Linked DNA regions of Homo sapiens: region 2 is linked to region 1. Evidence: chromatin loops called from intact Hi-C (ENCODE). Cell type or tissue: testis. All regions are shown on one strand. Each heading gives the region's core, and the rest is flanking DNA. Links, peaks and the distances in the headings are about the cores only. Region 1 overlaps NAT10 (N-acetyltransferase 10). Region 2 overlaps ABTB2 (ankyrin repeat and BTB domain containing 2).

Evidence for each region. Peaks named below come from ENCODE experiments on the same cell type or tissue, not always from the same donor. Only the 100,000 strongest peaks of a DNase experiment are listed, where the experiment ranks them.
Region 2: it touches region 1 in a loop (2.3-fold over the local background); 4 of 110 quality-filtered maps call a loop at or near these places.

What each region holds. Positions count from the first base shown.
Region 1 is chr11:34,107,223-34,123,548 of GRCh38, reverse strand. It overlaps NAT10 (N-acetyltransferase 10), which reads right to left. Exons shown (of 29, transcript NM_024662.3): 2 at 15,216-15,338; 3 at 14,716-14,807; 4 at 11,326-11,497; 5 at 9,711-9,833; 6 at 7,665-7,726; 7 at 5,255-5,369; 8 at 5,046-5,153; 9 at 957-1,090. The coding sequence starts at 15,323. Among named protein-coding and RNA genes, the nearest start is that of NAT10, 9.8 kb to the right of the region's middle. In testis, for the core only: no CTCF peak of the experiment used is centred there; no DNase peak of the experiment used is centred there.
Region 2 is chr11:34,162,497-34,170,496 of GRCh38, reverse strand. It overlaps ABTB2 (ankyrin repeat and BTB domain containing 2), which reads left to right. Exons shown (of 17, transcript NM_145804.3): 6 at 2,505-2,594; 7 at 3,137-3,238; 8 at 5,141-5,237; 9 at 5,676-5,811; 10 at 7,692-7,921. Among named protein-coding and RNA genes, the nearest start is that of NAT10, 61 kb to the right of the region's middle. In testis, for the core only: no CTCF peak of the experiment used is centred there; a DNase peak (open chromatin) is centred at 4,136.

The DNA of each region.
Region 1 (16,326 bases), core at 3,978-11,977:
CTGTGGAGACAACGCCCTCGGTGTGCAGAACAGACAGACTGCTTCCCAATCCAGTGCACTGCTACAAGAAGTAGTTTCATGCTCATCACTAGCTGTGCTGACGCTTTCAAATGGTGAAGCTGGGGAGCTCAATCGGTGCTCAGGCCAAGGCCAAAGCTAACCTCCAAGTTAGCTTTGCCTTGCTGAGTATAAAGGATGCTAACAGCAGATGCTAATGGCTAAGAGGCTGACTGTTACAGCTAGAGCAGCAGGAAGAACGAAGGACAAGGAGTCAGGAGCTAAGCTCAAGCCCCAGCTCTATCAGCACTGACTTGCTGGGGGATCTTGGGTAAATCACTGGAACTCCCCAAACCTAGGTTGATTCATCTATAAAATGCCCACAGAGCTCTAAAGAGCACCAAGGAAGATAATGCACAAAGGCAAACACAGTAAGTTCTAGGTTCATTATTATGGCCGAGAAGTTGGAAGAACATACTCTATTGGCAGCTGCATGTATCTTCCAAACCCAGTAGAAAAAAACAGAAACTAACATCACACCTAAAACCAGCTCCTCAGAAGCCAAAGAAAGCTTCTTTTAATCAAAATCATTAAAATGTCAAACTTGTACTTTTCTCAGTCAGCAAGGCTGGTCATACACATTCTCATGCCCTGAGTTGTAAAGTTTCTTACTCCCATTTCTTTGCCTCTGCATGTTTGTTCAACTGTAAATAGTGATTACAAAGGCCCTGGTATATATGTGTCTGTGTGTACACACAAGTAAACATGCACCTTTAGGGTGGGTTGGGGAAACAGTGCTGCTGTTTCCTGGCAGGAAATCAAGACCTAGAGAAATCACACACTGAACCCACTCAGAACTCAGAACTAGGAACGTGAGATACCAGTCCTCTGACCCCAACCCTGCACACTACCCCCACAGAGCCCAGAGTTCCTAAAGATGGGGGACTGAATCCCCTTACCCAAATGCCACCGCCCCAGCAATCGCCAATCCCAGGGCTGCAGATTTTCCCCGTCCTCGAGCAGCTGTGAGTGCAACAGTACTCCTCAGGGTCTTTTCAGAGATGCCCTCGATAAATTTCAAGACAGCTTTGGCCTGTGGAAACAGAAACATATTAGGTGAACTCCAAGAAAGACCCAAGTTTCCACCATTCATCACCATCACTGTGGAGAAGTGAGGTTGATGCCAGGCTAAATAAGAGGGCGGCAGTTCTTGCAGGCCAGAAAGCACTGCTCAGCACCTGGACTTCTCACTCCCTTGGTCATCTCATTTCAGTCTCAAGGCCTTTGGTACCAATTTTTAATAGATGCTGATAACTCAAATTTACAGCTTCAGTCTGGACCACTTCCCTGCACATCAGACTTTTTTTTTCCTTCTGAGATGGAGTTTCACTCTTGTTGCCCAGGCTGGAGTGCAATGGTGCGATCTCGGCTCACTGCAACCTCCACCTCCCAGGTTCAAGCGATTTTCCTGCCTCAGCCTCCTGAGTAACTGAGATTACAGGCGCTTGCCACCACGCCCAGCTAGTTTTTATATTTTTAGTAGAGACAGGGTTTCACCATGTTGGGCAGGCTGGTCTCGAACTCCTAACCTCAGGCGATCCGCCTGCCTCAGCCTCCCAAAGTGCTGGGATTACAGGGGTGAGCCATGGCACCTGGTCCACACCAGACCTTTTTTTTTTTTTTTTTTTTTTTTGAGACAGAGTCTCGCTCTGTCACCAGGCTGGAGTGCAGTGGCATGATCTCAGCTCACTTCAACCTCCACCTCCTGGGTTCAAGTGATTCTCCTGCCTCAGCCTCCCAAGTAGCTAGGATTACAGGCGCACACCACCATGCCCAGCTAATTTTTGTATTTTTAGTAGAGACGGGGTTTCACCATGTTGGCCAGGATGATCTCAATCTCTTGACCTCGTGATCCGCTCACCTCAGCCTTCCAAAGTGCTGGGATTACAGGCGTGAGCCACCACACCTGGCTGGCCCACACCAGACTTTTATACACATGCAACTGCTTCCTGTACATTCCCATTTGTACACTACAGATCTCAAACTTTAAACTGAACGCCTAAAGTTGCCCCAAACCTCCTCCACCTAGTCTTCCCCATCTAACTGTTCAACTGCTTGGGCCAAAGCCTCCTCAATTCTTCCCTGATAACTTGATTCGTCAGCGAATCCTGTTACCTCCAAAACATATATAAAATCCTACCATTTCTTACTTACACCACTATCCTCCTCTACTGCTCTGCTCAAAGCCACCACCCTATCCTTCTTCCATCATGACAGCAGCCTCCTGATCAGTCTTCCTGCTGCCACCCTCACTCCACCAGTCTATATTCAACACAGCAGCCAGACGATCCTCTTAAAAAGAAGCCTGGGGATGCCTCTGGCAGCTGTGCTGAAAGGAGACTATGGGCATAAAAGCCTCCACTGCTCCCATCTGTTATAGAGTAAGTGTGAAAGCCCTGCCAGTGGCCTGAAAGATCCTCCAAAAATCTCCTCCTCCACCCCTACTCACCCTGCTTCAGCCCCTCAGCCTCCCTGCCAGGCCTAGGACACCGGAGGGACACCCCTCCCCCAGGCCCATGCACATGCTGCTTCCTCTGCCTGAAGCAGTGGCTCCCCAAGAGCCACAGGGCTTGTTTCCTCACCTCGCCTCCTTCATGGCTTGGCTCCAAAATCACCTCCTACATGAGGCCACCCCTGCCCCTGTATGTAGAACCACAGCGCCCCACCCTCATCTGGCATGCCCTATCCCTCTTTGCAACTTTTTCTTTCTTCCCATTGTACGTAGCATCTTCTGCTTCACCATATGGTCTGCTCATGTCTTTTATTTACTGACTGTCTCATCTCACTAGGAGGCAAGCTCCATGAAGCAGGTGCATCCCTCTTGTCTACTGCTGGGCCCCCAGTGCCTACAGGAGCGCCTAGAAGTAAAAGCAAGATGCCAGTGACACTGAAGGACAGGAGCCACTAACTACTTAGGGGCCAAACTTTGCTCCTCAGCTGGATCTGTGCTGGGAATAGGTGTTTGAGGGTGGGAAGAAGGCCAGATGGTCCTGAGAAGTTGTCATGCTTGCCTAGGCAATGATGCTAAGAAGACACTGAAGAGACACAGGCCAAGGTAGATGGAAGGGGAGAGGCTTCAGGAAGCCAGAGTTTCTCCAGATGAAAATACTCAAAGGGAATCCAGGTCGTATTTAACTTGGCCTTGCCTGAAGGCTGTATTTTATCATTTTGTTTTATATTATAGAAGTTATAAACTCTGAAAAATCCAATGACATAACAGAATGGTACCAAATCTAGACTAAAATGCATCCTAAAATGAAGAACCAATACAAAAAAGGCCAAAATCCAAGTAAAAAGTGGGCAGAGGAAATAAGCAGACCGGCTCACCAAAAAAAAAAAAAAAAAAAACCAACAGCAACAACAACAACAACAAAACAACAGATGACCAATAATTATATGAAGAAGGTACCCTCCTCTCTCCTAATTAAAGCAGCAACACAAATTAAAACGGTCCTATGTTCTCATATCAGATTAGTAAAGACTTACAAGTTTACTAGGAATCACGGCTGCGAGGGTGTAGAGAAAAAGGCATTTCCACACACTGGATAGTTCCATCAACTGGTACAACACCCATTTGAATACACACAACCTCTCATCCAGCAACTTCTCTTCTGGAAACGTATCCTAAATATAGTGCCCACAGACTTATCTGTAAGAATCCCCTAAGAGCACTGTTTCTAACAGTGGAAATGCTGGAATCAATCGAAATGTCTAACAGGGGACCACTTACACTCTGTAGTATGACCCCTTCGCATTTAATTCATTTATGTGCATGAAAAAAGAGGCAGCAGGATACATAATAAACTGTTAATAGCAGTTGTTTCTGCAGAGTGAAACTGCCAAGTGGAAACACCACTTCTTATTTTTTTATGTACTCTTTTTCTATTAACTTTTTGGTTTTTTTTGGTCATAGGCCATTTGTTTTCTTATAACACTACTTAACTAGAATCAGTTTCTCCTGCTTTATCCTATCACTCACTCCTTCTCTTTTGTGATAAAGAGGGTACCAGGAAGTGAATCAAAAAAGCCTAGGGCCTGCAGCTGGAGCTGCATAGAGAGCTATGTAGCTGCTGATCATATTTCCAGAATGAAAAGGGAAGCCAGCCTGCTGGGACTCAGCCCTAAGCGGGAGGTGTCACTGCAGCTATCTTCCCTCTCAAGGGCAGCGACCCATGCTGCTCATTTGGCTCAGGGTGACCTAGAACCCTGAACACACCTGACAGTTCAAAGACCTCTGGGCTGTGCCCAGTCAGTTCCCATCATGGCCCAGGAACCACCAGAGAAGCCAAGTTTACCAGTGCAGACCACCTCAATGAGCACAGAAATGCAACCTGTAAGCTCTCACCCAGCCTGCTATTTGCACTCAAAGACCAGGTACGTATTACCCCAGAGGGCCCTCATCAGGCCTCGCACTGGAACCAGGGTAAATACCAGACTAGGGGCCTCAAGTTCTCCTCTCACTTCTGAATAAGCTATAGGCAAAAGCCTTTATATCATCAAAACTTAACTGAAATTTCAGAACACAGGTATGTTGCCCTCTCTTGGAAAAAGTGGTGAGAGGATTCCTCTTTCAATGTAATCTGTCCAGATGTAGTGGATCATGCCTGTAATCTCAGCACCTTAGGAGGTTGAGGCAGGAGAACTGCTTGAGGCCAGGGGTTCGAAGTTACAGTGAGCCGTGATCATGCCACTGCACTCCAGCTTGGGTGACAGAGTGAGACTCCGTCTTTTAAAAAATAATAATAATAATAATTCATCTGCTCTATCTGTAGCCTGACTAGGGGGAGGTAATCCCCAGACTTCTTTTGGGAACCCACACAACATGAAATAGCCCTACTGTTGCTGAGCACACACGAGTATGAGCAAGGGGAAAAGTCCCCTTCTCCAGGGAGGGTCTGGGTCTTGAGTCAACGTACCTTGGCTTCTGTTACGCTCCGTATGCTATGTTTTACTACCTTTGTGTTGGAAGTGCTGAGCACCACACTCACCTGGTCTAGAGTCTTACAGCAGTCCACCAACACACCCACAGGCTGGGTGTCCTGCAAGCTCTCCTTCAACTCCCTCAGCTCCAGATCAGAAGGACCAAGACTCTCATCCTACCAGAGAGAGGAGAAGGGGAAGGTCTGTCACTGTCACAGGAGGAACAACACAGAAAACGTAGCCTCCCCCAGATTCCTGGACCCCAGCACAGACTCACCGGAGTCTGGGGAGGCAGGGCCTCCATGGTGGCAACGTGGGAGGAGATGGGCAGGATGTTGAGCTGGTCATCAATGACGAGACACTTCTTACAAGAGGCCAGAGACAGAATAAACCTGAGATACAAAACCGCTGCAATGAAGTGTTGGGGAGGGCATGCAATGTCTATACAGAGTATAACTTTTCTTCAAAAAAATTAACTGGCCCCAAGTGTCTCTAAGAAAGCCAGAAAAAGCTAAAACCTAGTTGGAGAGCAGTGTGAGATGATTCAGCACCTCCTCCACAAGGCACCTGAACATACTTTATACAGCAAATCAGAAAACCAAGGACTCATCCCAGGAGATCAATTAGAAGCCCTCCTGTTGTGCATGACTGCCACTATTCCCTACACCACGTGGCCCTCTCCTCATCCTCCCAGGCTTGCTCTTTAGCACTGAGGTGTTTCAGGCCATCCTTAAATGGGGAATTCCAAACCCAACCCCCATATGATCACCAGTCACACAGGGAAAAAATACAAATGAATTCATCTTTTGTCACTAGGAAAAAGAAAAAAAAGGAAGAAGGTGAAAGGAAAGCTCCCCAAAGAAATACAATACAAACGTTCTTGCAAGCAGGGAAAAAAATGCGTTTGACTATAAAATTCAAACATCCTCCCACTGCAAGAAAAGGATTTCATAGGCTTCTGTTGTATTCAGTAGCACACAGCTGCTCCTCCTGATCTGCTCATTCTACTGACTTAGTGCATCACAGATGGTTAAAATGAGAAAGGCCCCCAGGGTTCATCAAGGCTCGGATTTCTACACCTCAGCACTACTGACATTTTGGACCAGATAATTCTTTGGTGTGGAGCTGTCCTGTGCACCACCAGTTGTTCAGCAGCATCCCTGGCCTCTACCCACCGGATGCCCACGGCACCCACCACCACCCTCCCAAAGTCATTACGATCAAAACATTTCCAGACATTGCCAAATGTCCCCAGGGGGCCAAATGGCTCCAGATGAGAACCACTGATTTAGGTCAAAATTTCCTAAGGTGTTTCACAGGGTGCTAACTGGTGTTCCCACACCCCTCAAAAAAATAAATTTTTTTGGTAAAATAAATTTGGGAAACAATCAGTTAAACAGGTCCCTGCTGCTGCAAGACTTTTCAGAGATTACAACAGGCTGGGGCAAATCTTCATAAAGGAAAAAACGGTATAGGTGTTTCCCAGACATATATGGCCAAACCCTCCTCATATGTTCCCTCTTAAAAGACTAGTGTTCTATGATCGGGCACGGTGGCTCACGCCTGTAATCCCAGCACTTTGGGAGGCCAAAGTGAGCAGATCACTTGAGGTCAGGAGTTCGACACCAGCCTGGCCAACACAGTGAAAACCCCACCTCTACTAAAAATACAAAAAATGGCCAGGCACGGTGGCTCATACATGCAATCCTAGCACTTTGGGAGACTGAGTGGGGCAGATCACTTGAGGTCAGGAGTTCAGGACCAGCCTGGCCAACATGGTGAAACCTTGTCTCTACTAAAAATACAAAAATTAGCCAGGCATGGTGGTGGGCTCCTGTAATCCCGGCTACTTGGGAAGCTGAGGCACAAGAATTGCTTGAATGCGGGAGGCAGAGGTTGCAGTGAGCCAAGATCGTGTCTCTGTACTCCAGCCTGGGCAACAGAGCGAGACTCTGTCTCAAAAAAATAATAATAATAATACAAAAAATTAGCCGAGTGTGGTGGCGGGCACCTGTAATCCCAGCTACTCGGGAGGCTGATACAGGAGAATCACTCGACCTGGGAGGCAAAGGTTGCAGTGAGCCAAAATCGCACCACTACACTCCAGCCTGGGCAACACAGCAAGACTCCATCTCAAAAAAATAAATAAATAAAATAAAAATAAATACATACAAATTTAATTTCAGATAACAAACCGTACACCATATTTGAAATTATGGGTGTTCCTTTGCTCAGAAGAAACACTTTGTCGCCTTTTTCTGCCTCTAATTACATCTCACCCCACCTCCCATATTTCTCTTAATCATTTTTACTATGCCAGTACGTCATATTCATAATAAAAAGTTTGGAAAGACTACTGCTCTATGAAATATCTTCTGGGAAGCAGTGATCCAGAAAAATCACTCATTTAAAAGATGAGTAAGCTAAGAACCAGAGAGAGTAACCTGGTTTAACTGAGCTGTCAAGGCCAGCAGCAAGACAAAATTGAGGTTTCCTGGCTCCAACTTTCCACCACGTTTCACTGCTTCCAGTTAGTCTCACAACTGCTGCTGCTGTCAAGAATCTCATCATTTTTGGAATATTGTACTACTTTCCCCAATATAAAAGCAAAGTTTTCAGTTGAGTCCAAGATAAAAATGTCCCTCCCAATGTGGCTGCCCCACAATTGGGGGGAACTATAGAATTACCTTTCATTAAATCTTCCCACCACATCCTGATGGGCCTCAGTTCTGTACCTGGAATGCACATCCTAACAAAGAAAGACAACATCCATTAACAAAGGCATGCAAACAGTGCTGAGGACCAGGGTCCAAATACAAAGCTCTATCCAAGGAGACATGGGCAATCTTGCTGGAAACAAAATCACTCCCACACACACTGCTGTGCCAAATGGTATTTGCTGAAACTGGGATCAGACACTGAATGCAACGTTGCTTATTAAAATCTTTCACTTTTCCACATTTTTCCTAGCATCCTAAGTTATATTCATTTATTTCATAAAATTGGCATGCTGTGTGCCAGATATGCTGTGCATACACTAATGAACAAAGCATGACCTCTGTTCTCATGGCACTTGGAGTATAATGGATGGAGGAAGAAAAATTAGTAGATAAATACAAATTTTGACAAATGCTACATATGAAATATAGACTGCACGGATAGCAAGTGGGGGTCACTTATGTAGGGTAGTGAGGGAGGGCCTCTCTGAGATAAGCTGAGGCCTGAAGGGTAAGTAGGTAGCTATGTCAGAGGGAGAGGAAGAACAAACTGATGTGAGCACAAAGTCATTCATTCACTCTCAACTATCTAAGGAATGCTTACTAAATGCCAGGAACTCTTCTAAGATCTGGAAATGCAACAGCAAAGAAAACTAACTCTCTGTTCCCATCAAATTTATTTACTTATTTATTTATTTTGAGACGGAGTCTTGCTCTGTTGCCCAGGCTGGAGTGCAGTGGCGTGACCTCAGCTCACCGCAACCTCCGCCTCCTGAGTTCAAGCAATTCTCCTGCCTCAGCCTCCCTAGTAGCTGGAATTACAGGTGTGCACCACCACACCTGGTTAATTTTTTTTGTATTTTTGGTAGAGACGAGGTTTCACCATGTTGGCCAGGCTGGTCTCAAACTCCTGACCTCAGGTGATCCGCCCACCTCAGGCTCCCAAAGTGCTAGGATTACAGGCGTGAGCCACTGTGATCGGCCCTCCAGTGAAATTTAGAGACTAGTACAGGAGGACAGACAAATAATAATAATAACTTTAGGTCATTGTCAAGTGCTTTGAAGAAAAATAAAGCCGGTTAAGGAGTGACAGGCGGAGCTGCCTACTGTAAACAGGGTGTGAGGAAAGACCACATGGATGAGGTGATATCTGAGCAGGGGCTTGAATGCAATGAGGAAGCGAGCCAGGCAGAGGTCCAGAGGAAGCACATTCCAGTGGGAACAGCAAGTGCCGAGGCCCTCGCAGGAGTGTGTGCTGGGCATGTCTGAGGACATTTGAGGAGGCCAAAAGGGCTGTAGTGCAAGTGATGAAGGGAGAAGTAATGACAGGAAACAGCCCCTAAGATTTGAGGAAAGTCCATTTCATCAGATAAATGCAGCTCAGGAAACCCTAAGTCCAATCCGACCACCATTACTGAGCTGCTGGACATGGGCATGACTTAAAACTTGCCTCTGAACACTGACTTGGCAACGCTGATAAAGTGAGGAGACCAGCTCTGCATCAGGTGAGACATATCCCTAATTCCTCACCATGTCCTCAGTCAGTGTCTTTTGCTTTGGGAGAACACAATCTCTGCTGGAGTTGAAATTCTTGCCAAACTGGAGTACAACTGGCAAATGTTCCTTCGTCATCCATTAGGATAAGGGCCAGTGAGCAGTCTGCACATGGTCCTTTTTTTGCAATACACAAATTTAGGCACTGGCATTGCTCCTTGTACAATATCATTCCAGAAAATTTAACTACATAAAAGCTGTATCATATCTGAATCTCACTGGTGTAGAATTTGCAAGTGCCTGAAAACAAAGGTGAAATTCAGAGATTCCTAGGCATACTCATGGACCCTGAGATTTAACTGTAGTGACTTTTTCATTAGTTAAAATCAAAGAGCTCTTAGCCCAGAGGCTGTGCTGACTACTCACTGGAGCTGCCCAACAGGAATTCTTTAAAGAAAGCAGAACACAGCAAAAACAGATTTACTTGAACCCTCACAATTAAGTTAAAAAACAGATGCTTACCATAGTCACTGTGTACAATTGCTTGAGTGAGTTCATGGTCCGTAGGAGGATGACCACTAGCCCACCACCTTCCACTGTTTCTACAGTCCTGGCCAGCAAGTTTGGAGTTAAGGCTTCAAAATCCTGGAAGAAGGGGGCGTTAGAAAGGGCTGGTCATGCAAATAGCAACCCAAAGGACTTTTTTTTTTTTTTTTTTTTTTTTGAGATGGAGTCTTGCTCTGTCGCCCAGGCTGGAGTGCAGTGGCGCAATCTTGGCTCACCACCCACCTGAGCCTCCCAAAGTGCTGGGATTACAGGCATGAGCCACCGCGCCTGGCCCAACCCAAGGGACTCTTAACCAAAAGCCAGGTGATAAGGCAAAAAGAAGACTTCAGAGCACAAAGCCAAGACCATACCTGTTCCCACCTTGACTTCCCAGGATACACACACAGGGGTACCACAGAAGAGGGCCAAACCCTCGAATATACGAATACCTGGTTTTATATGCCAAAAACGGGTCTCTTATTAGAGACGTTGTTAGTTTTATATGTCAAAAATGTCTCTGATAAAATCCTATTTGGAAACAAATTTTCCAACCTTCACTGATTCATACTTGAATTTCAGAAACATCTTACATTTTCTGACATTTATAGCTCAAACCTGTTTGACAAAACTATACTACATGGGGGAGCTACTGCTCACAGGAGTCATTATTCAGGCAATTGATCATGGCAGCAAGTAGAAGACCACTCCCTACCAATCAGTGATAACCCAGGGCATTTCCCTGAGTAAAGGTGAAAATGAGGCATAATGCCCTCTTTCTTGGCCTCCAAGGTGAGATGCAAGCCAGCAGTATAGGAGACAACCCATATTTTGCAAGGTATGTAACTTGACATAATAATGGGCACAGTTGTAAGTGTATATGATAAACACACAAAAATGTGAGGATTTGTGCTTAATTTTGTCTTGTCTTTTTTGGGAGAATGGGGAAGGGAGGTGGCACAGGAATCAAAGAAACAAAGAATAAAACAAAGACCACCAGTGCTTACACACACATGCACACACACACACACAAAGTGAAACTTAGTCTATTAACTTGCCAGGCAAGAGAATACACACCAGTGCAGAAATTCACCAAGTAGTCTCTGAGAGGTAAAGTGAGGGGTTTTTAAGGGCTAGAAAAGGGGAGAGGGGCCTTCATGGTGGGTATGCCACTCAGGCACTCTGGACAGGACATTTAAGTGCATTGGTCTATATCCGGTTGGAAAACAAGTCCCATTGCTCACTGGACAAAAAAAGTCTTTGGTGAATGCCAATAAGGACCTAGGGTCCTAGAGGCACTCAAAGTCTCTGGCATTTGCTTTATCAGCTTTAGCTAGTTAGAACCCGTTATAATAACTCATCACTTCAGTTCTGGTGTCTCTAGACAAGTGCTGATTTAAAATTCTCTTTTTATATGGGGTAGGTGACCGAGTGTACTTTGGAAAGTGGCCAGGACTTCCACTAATAATGCTTGGGCATAGGGAACATGGGACTCTCCTCTCCTTACTGTACATCTGTTCCCAGTGGAAAGCCAGGCAGCCCAAGCAACCCTCAAGACTCTGACTTCAATCACAGGTTAGAGGAAGCCACCCACCTGCAGCACACACATGCCGAAGGTATTGCCCAGGATCTTGTGGGTCTCGTTGTAGTAGCAGTAGCGAATGTTTGTGGCTGCTATGAAGAGTTCAAAGGGGTCGTCCTGCTTTATGTTCAGTGTTCCATTCTTTATTTTCTTCTGCAGCTGTCGCATTCTTTTCTTCCGGTGACTGCAATCACACACCCCCAATCCCATGAGAGCCAGTTAACCAGAGCAGCTAAAGAGCTGGAACCAGGGGAAAGGCTCAGTGATCACCCACTTAGACTTTCAGAGCTAGTAGGGAACTTGAAAGTGTGAGGCCCACTTCAGGTGGAGGGCAGTGGAGAGGCATGAGAGGCATTAGAGTGCTTAAGGGCTTGGAGTAAGTGATAAGTCTATGTGTGAACTCTGCTATTTTGCCCTGTGACCTTGAGCAAATACTTTGCTTTAAAAGATGGGTAATAGGGTAGCTAACCCTCACATTTGGCCAAAGCCAGAGCTTGAAACCAAACCTGAGTGGCCTCATTATCTCAGTCATAAGCCAATGCTTCAACTACACTGTGCTGTTCCCCAGAGATCCTAGGAAAGACAAGGTGATGGCACGTTACTTTATTCATCCTTCCTAGAGGACTTCCTCCCCGAGAATGTGGGATTATGTCTTCAAGGGCAGGTCTTACATAAGACAATAATGATACAGGACACAGGGATCAGAATGGAATCTGGACATCTCTAAGGAATTCCTGAATTTTTTTGGTCTTAAAAACCCTGCATATCCAGTTGCTACTTACCTTTCCTTTACCAAAAGAGAGAATTAGAATGTTCTAGAATGGAGGATTACAGCTGATCAAAATTTTACCATAGTTCTCTAACTTAATAGCTAGAACAAAGGCCTTTCCTCCTGTGGGCCTCCACTTCCTCATCTATGAACCAAGGCAGTGGGTGAGTTTGTCTCCACTGTCCCTTCTGGCTCAGGCCTTAAGCCCGTGACTTACAAACAGGCATTAGCTTGAACACAATGCTCTGCCAGACTAAGACAGGGGTGGGGCAGAAGAGCTATAAGAGGTACAAAAGTAGATTTTTAGAAGTGAAGCCAGGTGGTTTAAATTCAAAAGGCAAATCTGCCCAGAAGACTTTGAACTGCCTAATTCCACACCCATCTCATATTTGCCAAATGAAAAATAGTGAAAACCAGAAGCCCTAAAAACTTAAAATTCTGGGATAGACAACAGGCCTTATTCTCAATCTGTATTAAAAATGCCTACCTCTCTAAATATGAGAGTATATACAACAGAATACCAATTATGGTTCAAAACTACATCCCTGTAAGATACACCTAGATGCTGACAATGCCTAGACAGTGAGATGTTTTTTATTTTCATCTTTGGGTTTTCTGCACTTTTCACATTTCATCAGTAAGGCTCTTATGATTGTCTGGTTTCCTTTAGGCAGAATCCCTTCACTTTAAGACCACAGGACAGGGGCAAGTTTAGCCTCTGGTACTAATTTAAATTAAAATAATTTTAGAGCCTGTTAACAACACATCCAACTCAATGTATACTGAGTACCTATGATAAACATGCTAAATCAGTTAAAAGTATGAAAATACAAAGATAAATAGAAGAGGGCTCCTAACTAAATAAGCTTATCACCTGAAAGTAAAAAAAAAAAAAAAAAAAAAAAAAGGGAAAGAAAAAAAAATGAACGTAAGTCACAGTATGTAAGTGACTTTACCCTAAAGCAAAAGCATCCATTGGCAAACATTATAGGAGAAGGACAAGTGCAGAGGAAGGTAGAGGAACCACCAGGTATGACTGGGGGGCTCAGGAAAAGTTTCACGGAGGAGGCAGGCCCTGAGAAACAGGATTTCAATAGGTGATACCGGGGAGGTGGAAGTGGCATTCCAAGCAGAGGAGACAGCATGAGCAAAGAAAAGGAGGGAGGTTAGTCACAGCATAAAGCAACCAGAGCTGGAGACAGGCTTTCAGAGTCAGATCGGAGATGAGCACATTTGGAAATTAGAAGAGGCTCAAGGACAGAATCGCACAAGCCAGCTAGGTTTAGAGTAAGGAGACGAGATCCAGAGAAAGAGAAGAGCTCCGGAAGGTGGTCTGAGTAAAGACACTGAAGCCAAAAAAGGAGACTATTTCTTAGGTGATGCCATGGTGGTTATCTGCCAAGGAACAGCACTACCCACCCCATCCAAACTTCTCCAAACACAAAGTTGTAGGTAGAACTTCCAACTTTGTATTATGCTATGACCAACCCCACCCTCCTCTGGCCAGGTGTGGGCATTTTTCCACCAGAATTTTGGGAAAAAGTCTGATTTCCACATGGCTGGGCCTGAAACAAGGAAAACGCAAGTGTTGTTTCTGCTAGGGGGACAACAGAAAACAGAAAGCTGGTCTGCAGTGAGAAAGTTGGTCTGCATAGAGCAGATACACTGAGATGACAAACTGAGCTGGGAGCATTAGTACTGTGACTCTAGATCACCCGTGAGCAGAGCTGAAATCTTATCCCCTTGGATTCCAGGAAATATCCCATATACCTCAATGAAATCCCTTTGTGCCAAATTGTATTTGTGTTGAAAGTATGTTATCTATGACTAAAAGTCTTGACTACCACAGCTTCAAATAGCCAACTGTCAAATACAGCAGTGAACTGGTAGAAGAAGAGGCAGAGCTCTGAAAAGGAGGAGAAAGAGAGAGAAAAGTTGACGCATTAGGCATCAAGCTGCTGGGGATGTCTAACTGCACAATTTGATCACAATTATAGAAGCAGAAACCAGACTGCAAAAGTGGCTACTAAGTGCAAAAGATTTCTGTTTTAAGGTATATGGCAATAAAAATCGGGGGAAATGCTAACCTGAGAGAGAAATCTGGGTATGTAAGTAATCAGCTTTTGATAATAGAAAAATCTGAGCATGTTTACAGGAAGGAGAAAGTTTCCAAAGGGTATTGGGTGGCCAGCAGAGGAAAGACAATACAGGTCCTGAAAGAGGTGAGGGAGGAGACACAGGGTACATAAAGGGGTTTTCCTTGGACATGGGATGAGGCATATACCCCCTCCATGAAAGAAGGGGAGAAAAAGAGAGAGAGTGAAAAGTGGAATAAATTTGAGGTAGGAAAGACAGTTTGAAGGAACTTGCAATGAGATGGGCTTAATCAGCCTAGAAAAGCAGGAAGGAAAACCATATGCAGAAGGCAAGGCATTGGATTGGTGACTTAAAAAGCATGAAAATGATTTGAAACTTATTTTCAGGAATGAAGAAAGGATATCAGCTCCATTTGTCCTCAGAGATAGCACCTCCACTAAAGACCCTTAAAAAATATGTGAAGGAATCATTTCCTGGCATTTAACTAATGAGCAGGAATTGTAAGTTGGATAAAACACATGAAGAGCCCAGCTTACCTGCTAAACCCCAGCTCTTTCTTATAACACCACAGCACTGAAGGCCGAGCCTTCACAGTTGCTTTGGATAACATGTGATGAAGTATTACCACCTGCCAAACAAAAAAGTCACAGAATTTCAGGCACAAAAGAGACTTTAGAGACCGCCAGGCTTAAGACCTCATTTGACGGATGTGGAAACTAAACTGAGGGCCAGGGAAGGGAAGTGCCCAAGGTTCTAAGGCGAGCAATGACCAGGTTTGGACTAGAAGCCAGGTCACATACAGTTCACTTTGTGGTCAACCCACCACCCCAGGCTTCAAAAGGTATTAGCTTGTCTGCGAATCAATCTAAATACAGAGAATTCACCACTTCCAGGAAATAAAGAAAGGTTCCCACTAGGCATCTTACCAGCCAAAGAGATCTTAATGCCATTATGTCCTGAAACAGCAGAGTGCTTAAACATGCTGATTCTTTGGACAAGATAAAAAGTAATTCAGGAAGCATTTACCAGGCCATACCTGATCTTTTCCTCGATCCCCAACTACAACAAAGAGAGATCTTTGCCGCTCAGCTACTCCATTCTCAATGAGAATCCGGATTCGGTTATCCACCTTTTTCCGATGCATGGTGAAAAATTATTACTAAAAGAGAAAGAAATACAACTGGCCATGCGCACTAGATTGTCTAAGGAACATTAGCTGGCTGCCTTTTGTGGGGCCTGGGACTGTGCTAGGCATATCTATAAGTATTGTCTTACTTAACCCTCTACGAGCTCCACAGGAAGACATCAGCCTCTAGTTTTAAACTCAGGAAACCTTAGGCTTGGGAGGTGAGAAAACCTTCCCTCAGCCTGGAAAGCCTGTAATTCACCTCTATTAAATATTTTTTAAAAGCCAGAAACTTGTATATTCAAAAAAGTAGAAGAATGACTAAAATACATAAGGAGATATCCAAATATCCAAAGCATTGTTTGTTTTTGAGACGGAGTCTCACTCTGTCGCCAGGCTGGAGTGCAATGGCATGATCTCGGCTCACTGCAACCTCTGCTTCCTGGGTTCAAGCAATCCTCCTGCCTCAACCTCCCAGGTAGCTGGGACTACAGGCGCATATGTTGGCCAGGATGGTCTCGATCTCTTGACCTCGCAATCTGCCCACCTCAGCCTCCCAAAGGGCTGGGATTACAGGTGTGAGCCACCATGCTGGGCCAAGCATTTTTAACAACTAAGGATATGGATATAGATGCTTATGACAAGATCATGACAGAATAAAGTATGATAACATTTCTTATGCATACACATAACAGAGGGAAAAATAAAAAAGACTGGAAGGAAATACCAAAGTATAAAGTAGCTACTTCTGGATGGTGGGACTTTTATTTTGTTCTTTTGTTTTTGTGGAATCTTAAAAAATTCACGTGTTACTAATAAAGTCAGGGAAATCAATAACCATCAATGAATAATTCCATGATGTAATGTGTCCAACTGTTTCCTCATTTTAGGGAAAACGATATTGAAGCCTTTGTACAGACAGACCTCAAAAGTTCTCGCCGGGAGTGGTGGTTCATGCCTGTAAGCCCAGCACTTTGGGAGGCCGAGGCGGGTGGATCACCTGAGGTCAGGAATTCAAGAG
Region 2 (8,000 bases), core at 1-8,000, 51 kb before region 1:
TAAGAAGAAACACAGACATGTAAAATGTAGAGGATGTTAAAGTGCTGAGGACTAAAATGAAGCATGAAAATGGGTAGGAAATGTGGGAGGTGATGTAGTTTTAGATAGGCTTTAACTTGAGTTTCGCATCTGTTTTGTTTTTTACTTTTGCTGTGAACAGCTACCATTTATATAGCATTTACTATGTTCGATGCATTGTTCTAAGTGCTTCACATAGATTAACTCACTTCCTCTTGACAGCAGCCCTGTGATGTAGCACTATTATTTTCCCCATTGTATAGATGAGGAAATTGAGGGACAGAGAGGTTGCTTTACCTAAGGTCACACCACTAGTAAGGAGCAGAGCTGGGTGGAGAATCTGAGCAGCTGGACCCAGCCTCTCAACCACTATGGAATATCCTGTGTGTTTATTTGACACTGTACTGAGAGCACTTACAGTGTGCGGAAGGGCACTGTGGGGTTTGGAAGGCCACACAGAGCATGGGGAGTTAGATGACAGTGGCGAGTTAAGGCAGTGTTCTCAGATGAGGTGACGGCACAATGCAGCCTGTGATGAAACTCCAGGCAGACCGTGAGGCCAGGGTGGACCCTGACAGATGGGATGGGCTGCAAGGGGAAGCTTCCTGCTGGAAGCGGTTGAGCCGAGCCTGGGGGAGGGCAGGATGGGGACGGAGCAGAGAGGAGTCAGGAAGGGATTCCAGGGAAAGGGACATAAGGAGTGTGGGGTGGGGCAGTCAGGGCGTGGACCCAGGCCAGGGGTTGGGGAAGGACCACAGGCCCAGCACTGGACTTCCAGAGGGCAGTGGCAGGTGACAGGCTGCTGTGGGATCTCGTGGGGGCCTCTCCGTCCACACAGGTTCCCGGGCTTTGTGGGAGCTTTTGTCCCAGTGGAGTCTTCCTTCTTGAACAGCACAGTGTGGAAGCCCGTGGACTTTAGCTTCAGATAGACCTAGGATTTAGTGGCCATGTAAGAGCTGTAGCATCTTGAACAAGTTACTCTGCCTCCCTGAGGCACTTCAGTTTCCTCCCCTCTAAGATGGGGGATGGTAGCACCTGACACATAGGGTTGGGGGAAGTCTGCATCCAGCACATAGTCAGCACTCACTAAATGTTCATTCCGGTTTTTATTGCCAATATGATGATTATTGTAGTCGTATTGCTGTTGATATGATGATGATGCCTGATATCTGCGAGCCGGCCTGGTTTTATTTGGCCTCTTTATATGTCTGGAGTGCGTGGGGACAGGGACAAGGGAAAAAGCAGTGTCTCCTCACCGGGCCCGTCATTTGGTTTAAACTCCAAATTGTATACAGATGTGTGGAGAAAAAAGTAAGTCAAGTCTGTCCGCAGGGAGATGAAACAAAGCCAAATTTTTATTCTGTGGTGTTGGCCTTTGTCTAAGTGCTCAATCCTGTTTGTTCCCTAAACCTTAGTATTTATAGAATGATCTGTGGGTAAACAGCTCTCTCACCCCATGATTAATCTCAGGCCATTGCTTTATCTCTGGCCACTAGGCAAGGATTTATGAGGTAAGGAGATCTTGTCTACACACAAATATCCTAATAAATAACATCACGGGACACCAGGCAAACACTTGCTGGGATCCAGCCGTGGAATAAACAGTTTGCACTGCCTTTGCTGTTGCCGGCCACAGAGGAGGATTCCCAGCCAGGGAGGCGGCCCCGCCAACTGCCCACCTAACCCAGGGAGACAGCAGGACTCAGCTTGCAGGAATGCTCTGAACTGCTCAGTAGCAGAAGATGTTGAAGTCAAATGCCTCCTCTACCGTCTCGTGGGACGGCGCAAAGCTTGGGCTTCACAGCTTATGGAGGCCTGGTTCCTGCCCCGAGTTCAACCTCTCGCTAGTTGTGTGACTTTGGGCAGTCAGTTCCCCTTCTCTGCTCCTCAGCTGTAAAATGGGGAGGATGGGAATATTACGATGATGGAGGGAGATGCTGCATGCTCATCACTAGCAGGGTGATTTCCATGCACAGGGCCTGGGATGGCGGCTATGAGGCTGTATGGCATAGTAGCCATGAGAGTGTTGTTGGTATTTTAATTACATAGCTCTTAATCAAGGTAAGCTCATTCTGAACTAAGCACTTTATACATATTAATCCACACTCTACAACAACCCTTTGAGGGAGATAAGATACTGCTGTGGTTCCCCATTTACAGATGAAAAAACTGAGGCACAGAGAGGGCAAATGACATGTATAAAGTTTACAGCTCCCCATGGCAGAGGAGACCTTGGCACCGAGCCTGGCTGCACGGCCTGTGCTGGGCCCTGCTCCAGTGTCCTGCAGTGCTCATGGCAGTGCCCCCACTCACCTTCCCCATGCCCTGTGCCCAGCAGCCCAGGAAGCACAGAGCCTGGGGGACCACAGGATGCTCGGCTGGGGTGGCGGGGTGCCCGATCTGTGGTTTCTGGGGCAGAGGCCTGTGGGCACATGGTGTTGTGTTCTGTTTGCAAACAGTTTAGCACGTGCATTTGATTTGCTCAGGGTATGACGCCACTGATGTACGCCTGCGCTGCTGGGGACGAAGCGATGGTCCAGATGTTGATTGATGCTGGGGCAAACTTGGACATCCAGGTGAGGAAGCCCCACAGAGCTGCACCCAGGCCCTAGGCCAGCAGGGATCACTCCGAGGGCTCCAACAAACACGCTGGGCGTGATGTTTTGGGCAACTGAGTAGATGTGTGTCAAAAGACCGGAAAGACAAGATGCACAGAGGCCACTGTTAGCCAGGGAAGTCTCCTCAAGATTTGGGCTTTCTGTCTGAAAAGGAGTGGACTGAGGCGGGAGTGAGTGGAGAGATGGGCTGTGATTCTGTTTTCATGATATCTTCCTCCTTTTACCAGCCTAATCTCCAGCCATTCCTTCCATCCCCAAATACTTCTAGCTCTGCCTCCCTCTGAAGCATAAAGCACTCCCCATCTGCCCTCTTTTGCCCAGGGCAGACATTGCTAATTAAATACCTATCCTCTCTTTTTGAGCCTTGTCCACTTTGTGCTCCAGGCAAACATTATCAATCGAATGTAGAAAGCACTTGTTAACTCTGGTTCACCATCCCTGCAGGGTACTCCCTTCGCTCGGGTGCCCAGAAAACACAGATGATTTGTGGTATTTTCCAGGTTCCAAGCAACTCCCCCAGGCACCCTTCCATCCACCCCGACAGCCGGCACTGGACCTCACTGACATTCGCTGTGCTGCATGGACACATCTCTGTGGTCCAGGTGAGCTCCTGCCAGGTGAACACCATGCCCCCCAGCTTACCAGGTGACCTGGGCCCCAAGCACAGCCCCAGCCTCAGCTGAGTGGGCAGGTGCCCTGAATCAGAGATCCCAAAGGCACTGCTTGAGGCCAGCTCACCTGATCGATAGAGCAGCAGCCCACCTGAGTTGCCTCAAGGAAAGGGGTTAGTGCAAGGACAAATGGAATTTTAGGAAACAAGACCCAGGTCCAGGCAGCACTAGGGTCCTGTCATGCCCTCCCGGCATCTCTCTCTCTCTCGTGTCGGGCACACTGGGGGCTGTCCCAGTCCCACTCAGCTTTCTCGCCTACAGCCGCCTTTCCGACCCTTCCCTTTTCTCCTCCCTCGTGAATTCTACTACAGGGCCAACTCTATATCATGGGGTCTGTGCAATTCTGTCCCCTCCTTAGTTCCTGAGAGAGGTTTCGGATTGGCATGGCTCACCCGTCGAGCCAAGCCACAGGTTGCCCACCTCAGCTCAGGTAGCTGTGCTGGCGTGGGGACAGTGGTGGTTCTAGAAGCAGAAGCTGTGGGCAGAGCAGCTCCCCATGCCAGCAGGGGCTCCAGCCACGTGCACTTACTCCCAGGTCCTCAGATCGCTGGCATGCGCAGGGTTTCATGGCACCCCTTCCAGGGAGTTAGCGTGACACCCTCGCTCCCCACTAGGTTGCAAGACCTCTGAGGGCAGGGATTGTGTCTGGCTGATTCACAGCCCTAGCCTATCACAAGGACTCAGCGAGTGGCTGTTACCCACTGGCCACCACATCCTGCCGCCTTTGCCTTATAAGAACCGGAGCAAAATCCCAACCTCAGTTCAGACTGGGCCTGCAGGGCTGTGCCCTGAGCTTGCCTGGATCCGTGCCTAGTTTTGCCCCAGTGAGCAGGCCCCCGCCTCCACGGCCTTGGCACTGGTACAGGGAGTGACTGATTTCTGACTGCTGCATCTCCAGTGATGTCTGTCCTCCATGCCACAGTCCATGGGACTGAGAGGTCAGCCTGAACTCCACTCCTGGTATCCAGGGGAAGGGCGGTTGGGCTCCCCTAGACTGCCATGCATGCTTGGAGGAAGCTTTGGTCTTCAGGAGCCTGGGAGGGCTGGAAGGTTGCTCCCTCCAGAGCAGCTGGTCAGGGAAGGTGGAAAGGGAGCTGAAAGTCACCAGTTGGAGTAATGCAGGCCCCACCCCTGCCCCAAGGCAGAGCCAGGACCGGCTCATCTGGAACTGCCTGGTATCTGTTAACCCTGCCCCGTCTGTCCCCTGTCAAAGCCCGCCCTTGCTAGCATGGGGAGAGGCCCTCTGCTGTCCTAGACTGGGACTTCCTGCTTCAGCCCCACCACCTGCCTTCCTGGGGTACCTGCTGTACCTCTCCGACAAGAAGCCTAAGGGAAGCAAGCCCCTCTTCCCATTCTGTGAATGAGGAAGACTGAGGCTCTGGGAGTTGAAGTACCTGCTCGGGGTTACTCATTGGCCAGTGGCCAGCACTGACACCCTGCTCCTTCTGACTCCAACACGTGCTGCCACCCAGAGCCATGGTTTACCATAGATTGCGGGCAACATTTTCTGTGCTGCTCATCCACATGTGTTCTCAGAAAGGTGGCTGCAGTCAGTTCATGGGAAAGCATTTGAAAGACGGAAAAAGCTCAGAGGTCCTCACAGCTTAGGGGCTTGGTCTTGGACCACAATAATGGAGTTGAAGATTCTAGAAACTTTGAGCCCTGAGGATAACCTGGAGTTCTAAAGTTCCAGTTCCTCAGCTGCTGGGGTGAACTGTGTCTTGGTCACATGCCTGGAGAGAAGCAAAGGCCCTGTCCCCGAAAGCACCCTGGCCCTTCCCAGGTGCTCCCTGCCACGCTGAGCAGTGCCCTCCTCCTCTGTGCCCCTGGCAGTTGCTGCTGGATGCTGGTGCCCATGTCGAGGGCTCGGCAGTGAACGGCGGCGAGGACAGCTATGCGGAGACGCCCCTGCAGCTGGCCTCTGCGGCAGGTAGGCACCTGCTACCCGGAGGCTCTGTCTACCCTTCCCTGCAGTGCCCCCCAGCCTGGCCAGGCATGTAGCTGGACGTGCAGGGGTCTCTTTAGCACACACGGACCCCATGCAGGGGCCTTAAAACCCCTTCTCTGGACCACTGGGGGCTTCCCCTGGCCCCACCCATCAGTTTCTGTTGGGCTCAGCATCTGGCAGGACCCAGCAGGGCAGGGAGGCCCTTCCCTCTGGAGACCCAGGGAGGGGGAGCAGGGGCAGGGCACGGCCAGCCTTCTTCCTCTCCCTTCACTTCGTCCACCAAATGCAGATGAGTGTGGGGTTTACTGACTTATTCCAGCACTCAGAGCTGCGAGAATCCTGCTCTCCCTTCCCTTTCGCCTCAGCTGCCCTGGCGGCTACTGTCTCAGTGTCCTCCGTGCTGCCCACCTTCTCTTTCAGGGAACTATGAGCTGGTCAGTTTGTTGCTGAGCCGAGGCGCCGACCCCCTCCTCAGCATGCTGGAGGCCCACGGCATGGGCTCCTCCCTCCACGAGGACATGAACTGCTTCAGCCACTCAGCTGCCCACGGCCACAGGTACCTGCCCGGGATTCCCACCCTGTGTGACATGAGGGCACTGAACTAAGCTCACAGGAGCCTCAGTTTCCCCGATGGGAGCAAAAGAGCTAGGCCCGGAGACCTTTCCCAAAACAGGGGGCCTGTGTGCTAGTAAACCAGAAACATGGGGGAGTTTAGCCTGCACAGGGCCCAGAGATGGGGGAGGCCCCACAGCTGATTCCTGGCAGACCTGGGACTGGAGCCTGGGCCTCCCGACGCCCAGGGCAGACCGTCCCATTTCCCAGTGAGATGCCACTCTGCAGCTGCCAGAGCCCACTCAGGACCACATTGCTTCCCATGCCTGCTGGTGGTCCTCCAGTGCCCAAGTGGCCTTGGACGTCCAAATAGCATACGGCTCAGCTGTGCAGAGGCTTCTGGTGCAAAATTGCACCCTGCCCCAGGTGCAGATGGTAGAGCTTGCTTTGTGGGGACCAGGCCTGCCCAGGGGTGTGGCGGGACAGCAGCAGGCTGAAGTCAGGGACAGCACGGAGGGGCAAAGGGAGACCAGACAAGGGCTTATTACAGGGCAGAAACGGGGCTGGAAAAGCGGGGCTGGATAAGCAGGGCTGGCAGGCAGGACACTTACTTCCAGTTCCCCGACACCATTCTTGCCACCAGCCTCATGTTCTGGCTGGGGTCCCCTCCCCTAGAATGCTTTTCTCTCCAGCTGTCTCCAGCCCACCCCCACATTCACCCACCCCAGCCACCCTCACCCTCCAGGCGCCATCTTTCACATCACCACCTCTAGGCCGCTCCACCCCACCCAGTGCCTGCATCCCCCATGGAGGCCTCTTCACCCTGCGTGGAGACTGCCTGCCTGCTCATCTGCCTGTCACTCTGAGCACAGGACCCTTGGGACAGTCACCGTGGCTAGTTCACCTTCACATGCCAGCGCCTGGCCCAAACAAGGTGCTCTGTAAACTGCCTGAACTAGCAAGTCCACACGTGAGGAGGAGCCCTTGGGAGGGACCTTGGGTCCTTGGAAGGGCACCTCCAGGCCATGGGCTTGGCAGGTAGGAGGAGGATCTGCGGGGTAGCCGTGGAGCAGGTCAGCCCCCAGGAACCTTGCAGCACCACCCATGCTGCATCCATCCCAGAGCCCCAGGCCACAGGAGGTGACAGAATGAGCCTGGGTCTTGGAGCCAGAAGTCCTGGGTCTGTACCCCCACCTGGAGTGGCCTTGAGCAAGATGGATCCATCGCCTATGACGGTGATGTGTCTGGGCTCTCACGAGGCTAAAAGCAGCAGCACGGGGGAGCGTCCTCTGTGGGGTCTAACATTCTGTGTCTTCATTCATAAATATGAATACATTCTACATGACATCCGTCTTCAGTTCATCCTTATCAACATGAAGGGACCAAATGAGTACTTACTGGGCTCTTCCTGTGTTTTAGACACTTTCACGTGCATAGTCAGCTGCTATTTAGAAAGACCTGCTGTGTTTCAGGCTCTGCATTTAAACCCTTTACATCAGCCTCACATAAGCCCCAGGAAAGTGTGATATAGTGACACCCTGTAATATATCCCAAAGCAGTCAGGGCTCAGAGAGGTAGAGTGACCTGGCTAAGGTCACACAGCCAGGATGGCAGAGCTCGCTCAGCCCCGAAGCCTATGGCTTCTCTGCAATACGGGGATGGTAGAAGGGTGGGTTCCCCTGCACCCTGCCCTGCCTCTCAGAGGTATATGGGGATTGGTGACCCTGGGACCCCTGGCCTGCCTGGAGGAGGAAGACCATGAAACTCCGAGCCCTCGGGTACCCCAGAGCAGCCCGTCGGGGCAGGAGGGCACTGGGGGACAGCTCAGGTGGGCACTGCCTGTGGGACTTCAGCCCTCACCTTCATTCATCCCTGGGCCTGCAGGAACGTCCTGAGGAAGCTCCTGACGCAGCCACAGCAGGCTAAAGCGGACGTGCTGTCCCTGGAGGAGATCCTGGCCGAGGGTGTGGAGGAAAGTGATGCGTCGAGCCAGGGCAGTGGCAGCGAGGGGCCCGTGCGGCTGAGCCGGACCCGCACCAAGGCCCTACAGGAGGCCATGTACTACAGCGCTGAGCACGGCTACGTGGACATCACCATGGAGCTGAGGGCACTGGGTGAGGCCTCACGGGCATGCACACCCATGTCCATGCATGCATATGGACACACACGGTCACTCCCTGCTGCTCTTCAGCA